Regions from separate parts of the Mus musculus genome. Here region 1 is linked to region 2. The links are chromatin loops, found by intact Hi-C in ENCODE. Cell type or tissue: heart. All regions are shown on one strand. Each heading gives the region's core, and the rest is flanking DNA. Links, peaks and the distances in the headings are about the cores only. Region 1 holds the start of Golga3 (golgi autoantigen, golgin subfamily a, 3). Region 2 holds the start of Gtpbp6 (GTP binding protein 6 (putative)).

What was found. Hi-C counts contacts between places; a loop is a spot of excess contacts. Peaks named below come from ENCODE experiments on the same cell type or tissue, not always from the same donor. Only the 100,000 strongest peaks of a DNase experiment are listed, where the experiment ranks them.
Region 1: it touches region 2 in a loop (4-fold over the local background); 4 of 42 quality-filtered maps call a loop at or near these places.

What each region holds. Positions count from the first base shown.
Region 1 is chr5:110,175,154-110,178,064 of GRCm38, reverse strand. It overlaps Golga3 (golgi autoantigen, golgin subfamily a, 3), which reads right to left and starts at 1,208. Exons shown (of 24, transcript NM_001347389.2): 1 at 1,143-1,208. Gm15787 (predicted gene 15787) reads left to right here and starts at 1,561. Exons shown (of 3, transcript NR_040431.1): 1 at 1,561-1,748. In heart, for the core only: no CTCF peak of the experiment used is centred there; DNase peaks (open chromatin) are centred at 1,164 and 1,494; H3K4me3 peaks cover 1,830 bases; H3K27ac peaks cover 1,267 bases.
Region 2 is chr5:110,107,087-110,109,997 of GRCm38, reverse strand. Gtpbp6 (GTP binding protein 6 (putative)) reads left to right here and starts at 1,801. Exons shown (of 10, transcript NM_145147.5): 1 at 1,801-2,142; 2 at 2,801-2,911. The coding sequence starts at 1,827. In heart, for the core only: a CTCF peak has its summit at 1,565; DNase peaks (open chromatin) are centred at 1,737 and 2,107; H3K4me3 peaks cover 1,566 bases; H3K27ac peaks cover 1,250 bases.

The sequences.
Region 1 (2,911 bases), core at 175-2,674, 68 kb before region 2:
CAGGTCATCAGACTCTATAACATTCAACCACTCAGAAGTCTTTCCGATCTGCTTTTGGATTTTTTAGACAGAATATTGCTATGTAGCATGGGCCTCAAGCTGGCTGAGGTCTTCCTGTCTTGACTTCCCAAGAGCTGGTATAACAGACATGTGCCACCCTATCCAGGCTTTTCCTTTTCTTTCCATTCAAGGTACACTGTATCTGAGTCATTAACGGACTATAAAAGTCAGGCGGCATTTGTAAATGGTTTACAGTGTCCTACTGACAATAAAATACAAACTTCTTAGCCTCGACCGGAGACCACTTTAATTGGGTTCCTACTTATGTCTGTACCCCTCACATGCTGTGTCTTTTTTCATTATCTGGCTATATCATGCATCCAGAAGTACAACTGACTCTCCATAGGGTCTCTACACTTCTTGTTCACTTTTCTTGAGACATTCCTCTCAATAATTTTGCACAAACGATTCTTGTCATGGAGGCCTGTCTTGACTCAAAGGTAAACTCTTCCGAAGGTTGCACAAACCTAATCCTCTCAACTGTTTTGAGTTGTCAGTATACCTCCACCAGAAAGTGATGAAAACAGAGACCAAAACACTACTGTATCCTGGGACCTTTTACAAACAGGGCCTCTTTTTCTATAAACATTCAGTAAGCGCCCGTGGGAAGGTGGTAAGCTGTTCGCCTAGCTCTCTCTGGTCACTGACTCCACTGACCATGTTCAGCAAACACCTCTGAGCACCAGAATCAAAACAACCTAAGTCCCCCACGCACTGTACGACTTGCCACCATGTCACGTTCGTCATCAACTGCAAAAGGAGCAGACTTCAAACACGCTGACCCAACCAAGCAGCAGTAGCAACGCTCTCAGGGCAGACCGCATTCCGTGGGTGCAGAAGCAGTCTCTGCATTTACTGACAACCCAGCTGCGAGGCAGGTTTCCAACCCCACGGAGTAAAAGCAAAAACTGACTTGAGCTGACCGCGGCTGACCCAAAGTCTGCGCGACCCTCACCGGACTCTGCATCCGCCTTGCCCCTGTACGCCTCTCTGGGCGCGGCCAGGGTTGCCCCAACAGTTCCTCCACGGTCCTCTGCCACAAGGTCCCGACCCTCCTCAGTAATAGCCCCCAAAACCCTCACCGGTTCCGGCCCAACCCTGCGGCTCCGGTAGGACGTGGCTGTGCAAGGGGCGGGGCGCAACAGGGTACCAGTCTCGGGCAACCCCCCGGAAACAAACGGTCCGCGAGGTCTTCGTTCCGGAAGAGAGGCTGCCCTCAGCGGCCAGTAGCCACTTTCAAATTGGGGTTGGTATGGATCTCCGGACAGATTGAGATATCCTTCAGAAAGTGGACTTAAAATTTTGTGTGCCTTCCCTTCAGAGGAACAACTTCCAGCCTAAGAGACGAAATCAGGACAACCCTCCCCCCCCCCCCAAAAAAAGAAAAACGCTTCCGGTGGTAGTGACGTTGGACTCGCCACGCTCCCGCCCCTCGCGGCCTTCTGACTGGTGGGTATGACGATCCACGTGGCCACGCCCCCGGGGCGTGGCTTCCCCGCCAGACACCGCCTCCACCACAGTTCTGACAACTTGTTCCTAAGTGTTTGTCAGTCTTGTTTGTATTATTGCCAGTGTTATACATGGCCGGACACTGCGCCACGCGACTGCATTGCCAGCCACGAGGAAGTCTGACAAGTATCACAAGCTCGAGGACTGACTGGACTATAAAGTGGGACTTGTCTTAAAAGGTAAAAAGACGTCTGCGGTGTAGTTCAGAACTCTTGGGTTCAGTCTCTAGTATGTGAAGATAGGAAAGGAGAGGAAGTTCTCACAACACAATATTAAACTATTGCCACTGCTACATGGGGAAAATGCTAAGTATACATTTTGTTTTCAGTGCTCGAGATTGTATCCTGGGCCTTGAACATGTCTAGTAACCTCCCCACCTCCAAGCTACATTTCCAACCCCAAATAAAAATGACCAAAGCTTTACAAAGATATAATTTACATGCTGTAAAGTTTGCTCCTGTTTACGATTTTATCATTATTTCTGTTTCTGAGTGTCCTTGCCTGTACATTTCATACCAATAGGGTTCATATACTGTATAGCTTTGAGTTCTTTTTCAAATTGTATCCATGTTGTACATCTTTTAGTGCTTCGTTCTTATTGCTAATATCCTATTGTTTGGATATTTCCCTTTTGTTTCTGCTCATCAGTCAATGAACAAATTTGAAGGGTCTTGAGGTAGACAAAAGGACTGACAGGGTCCCAGCTTTATATGTCCAGGGGTTGATGGGGGAACCTGCTGTATCTACTGAGGACTGTTGTGTGCCAAGGACTTTGCCAGATGCTGTCTGCTTTCAGGAAACTTACTTCTTGGAGGGAAATAGTAAAAAACAGACATACAAGAGAGTAGATGATGTCAGAGCTGAATAAAGAGACAGGTGGGTAGACATTCTGCAATCTTATGGATTATTGAGAAAGGACCTCTCTGAACCTGGTGAGTGGCTCAGCAAGCAAGGTCACTTGCAGCATAAGACTGGCAATTTGAAGCTTATATAGTGGTGGAAGAAGTGAACCAACTCTACAAGTTGGCCTCTAATCTCAACGTGTGCACTTTAATACACTCACCATATATATTTACACATATCACATACATACACAATAATAATTTTTTAAAAAAAATGTAGAGACATCTCATCAATCTGAGTCAATTTCTAAAGAAAACATAGCTGTGGAAAGATGCTTCAAACCTGCCCGAGAGGTTTGAGCATGATGAAGATCTAGGAGAGTGTTAAATACGAGTAGCACGAGGAGGGGAGATCGGTGTGAGCCTAGAGAATGGCCACATAGGGTCTGTGACAATGGAAAGGCAGATCTTTCAAAGATGTCAAAGGCTACAGTGATCAG
Region 2 (2,911 bases), core at 137-2,636:
CCACCCCCAGCCTTCATGTTCCCTTAAGACGATGTCATCAGCAAGGGCCCTTACCGTTGTATTGTCTCACTGGCCTGAAGTATTTTACTACTACTACTACTTCTTCTTCTTCGGCCCTTACCGTTGTATTGTCTCACTGGCCTGAAGCATTTTACTACTACTACTACTACTACTACTACTACTTCTTCTTCTTCTTCTTCTTCTTCTTCTTCTTCTTCTTCTTCTTCTTCTTCTTCTCCTTCTCCTTCTCCTTCTCCTTCTCCTTCTCCTTCTCCTCCTCCTTCTTCTTCTTCTTCTTCTTCTTCTTCCTCTTCTTCTTCTTTTAAAGATGCATTTATTTTATGTATGTGAGTACACTTGTCGCTGTCTTTAGACACACCAGAAGAGGGCATCAGATCACATTACAAATGGTTGTGAGCCACCATGTGGTTGCTGGGATTTGAACTCAGGACCTCTGGAAGAGCAGACAGTGCTCTTAACCACTGAGTCATCTCTCCAGTCCTATTTTATTTCTTAAAACTCTTTTTTATTTTAAAATGTATTTGTTTATTTCATGTATATTAGTGTTGTGCCTTATATGCTTGTGCACTGTGTGCATGCTTACAGAGGCCAGGAGGGTGTTGATCCTCCTAAGACTGTTGTGAGCTCTTATGTGGGTGGTGGGAATTAAACTTGTGTCCTCTGGAAACGCACCCCTGAGCCATCTTTCTGTCACCCAAAGCAGATAATTTAAAGGAAGAATTCATTAACTTTTAAATATCTCTTGATGTTCTTGGCTTCTATACCCAAATTAGACATTTCAGCACTACTGTCTGCATCCAGGAAGATACTCATGAAGAGCCAAATATGTGAGTGCTAGGAACTGAACCCCAGTCCTCTGGAGAAGCAACCAGTGCTGTGACATCTTGAACTATTTTAATCATGACTATGTTCAGTGGAGCAGCCAGTCTCTTTACTAGTCTGAGAGACATCTCCAGCTTGGGTTTTGTTTTGTTTTGTTTGTTTGTTTTGTATCCCCTAGTTCCCTGCTTCAGGCAAGTAAGCTAAATGGATTGTCAGCAGCACACATCCCAAGGCTTGATTTGTTCCTACTTTATATGAATATGTCCCCACAACTCCACTCCAGAAAATATATAAATGACTTGAAAAAAAGATACACAGGAGAGAGAGAGAGAGAGAGAGAGAGAGAGAGAGAGAGCGCGCAGCTATCCCAGGTCACAGATATATTCCATTTAGTTCCTTCTAGTTCTTGGTACTGAACATCCTCTAGCCTACCATCTGTGACTCCATCTTCCTCTGTGTTGAGGAGAGTTTCCTGTGGCCCAAGTAAGTTTCAACAGAAACATGAATATTTGTAATTTCTTATAACTAAGCATAAAAGCTAACACATTTTATAACTTATTTGAATTCTATTTTAACATTCAGTGCTAGATTATTTCAATAGCCTATGTCCTTTATACCTAACTTTATTGTCTTCATAAAAGTTGTCATAGGCCAAACCCTGAGTTCTATTGAGTCCTGTGTTGTTCCTTTTGAAATTGCTGTGCCTACACTAACTCTATTCAGATCTTCCACCACTAGGCTTATTTTTATTTGTTTTGTTTTAGAGGCATTGTCCTTTCGGCCCCGCCCCTCGCCGCATGCGCCTTGCTGTCCTTTCTCCCTGACCCCGCCCCTATCCAAGTTTTTCGCTGCGGGTAAGCGATCTGCTCTCGATCCTCCCAGAGCCACCCTTCGCGGCACGCACATGCGCCCTGTTGTTCTTCCCGTCCCTCCCTGCTCTCCCTCCCCCGCCCCCGCAGTCTCTCGCTGCGCGCGCACGCGCCATGCTTTTTCTGCGCGCCGCCGTGCTCCCGGGGTTCTGGCTCCCGCGTGTGCGCCGCGTACAACTCGTTCGGAGCCCCGCGGTGACCCTGCCAAGTCCCGTCCGCACTGTCCACGCCGGGAGCCGGGTCTGGGGGAGCGCGTGGGCGGGGGGCGGTCCCGTCCGTGGTGGGGGCGAGGAGGACCCCCGTGAGGACGAAGAGGAAGAGGAGGATGAGCTGCTCCGCGCCCCACCCCTCCTGCCCTTGGATACACAGCGCGTTTGCGTCCTGCATCCTGACGTCAAACGCCCGGCCGGAAAAAAGCCTCGAAGCACAGGTATCGGGTAGGGCGAGAGTGGGGATTGAGCAGGGAAGCCGGAAGGGGCGAGGACCTGAAGGCCGAAACTTACTAGTGCTATACAGGAAGGCCACGGGGAATTGGGGCGGCGGTGACGCCTAGTTCTGGAAGGGGCGGAGTCACGAGAAAGGAAGGAGAAGCCGAGGGAGGAGCACTGGGGGCAGGGTACTATGATGGACATCGGGCGTACGGTAGAGAGTGTGGATAGTCTGGGATGTGCTGGGTTCGTGGCTGCTCTCCTGGTGGAGTCGGAGTCTGGCGAGCTTGCGTGCTGGGGGCGTGATCTGGCTGAGCATGTGATGGTACCTGGGCCTGCCCGATGGGTGAGGCTGCGCGTGCTCCGGGTGGGACCTTGGGGCGGGACTATCCTAAATTTGTAGGCGGAGTCTGGGGGGGGGGAACATTGGGCGCTGGGGGCGAGTCCTAGAGGTTCTGCCTTTCCCTGGTAGAGCTTTGGATCATGGCCTGGCGAGCTTCTTAGGGTTGTGATGTGAGCTGCAGGGTGGGGACATGGTGTGGGCGGGGGATGCGGACTCTGCGCGGGCGCGGTTTCATCCCAGAGCTAACCCTGTCCACCGCCGTGGTCCGAGGTCTTCCCGCTCGGCCCTTGACTGGATGGACCCTTGTGTCCTCACAGCGGAGTGGCAGGTGGCAGAGGCGGCCGCCCTGGTGCGCGCACTTCCAGGATGGTCGGTCGCGAGTACCCTGGTGGTGCCCAGCGCAGCGCCTGGCAGCAGGCTGGTGTTCG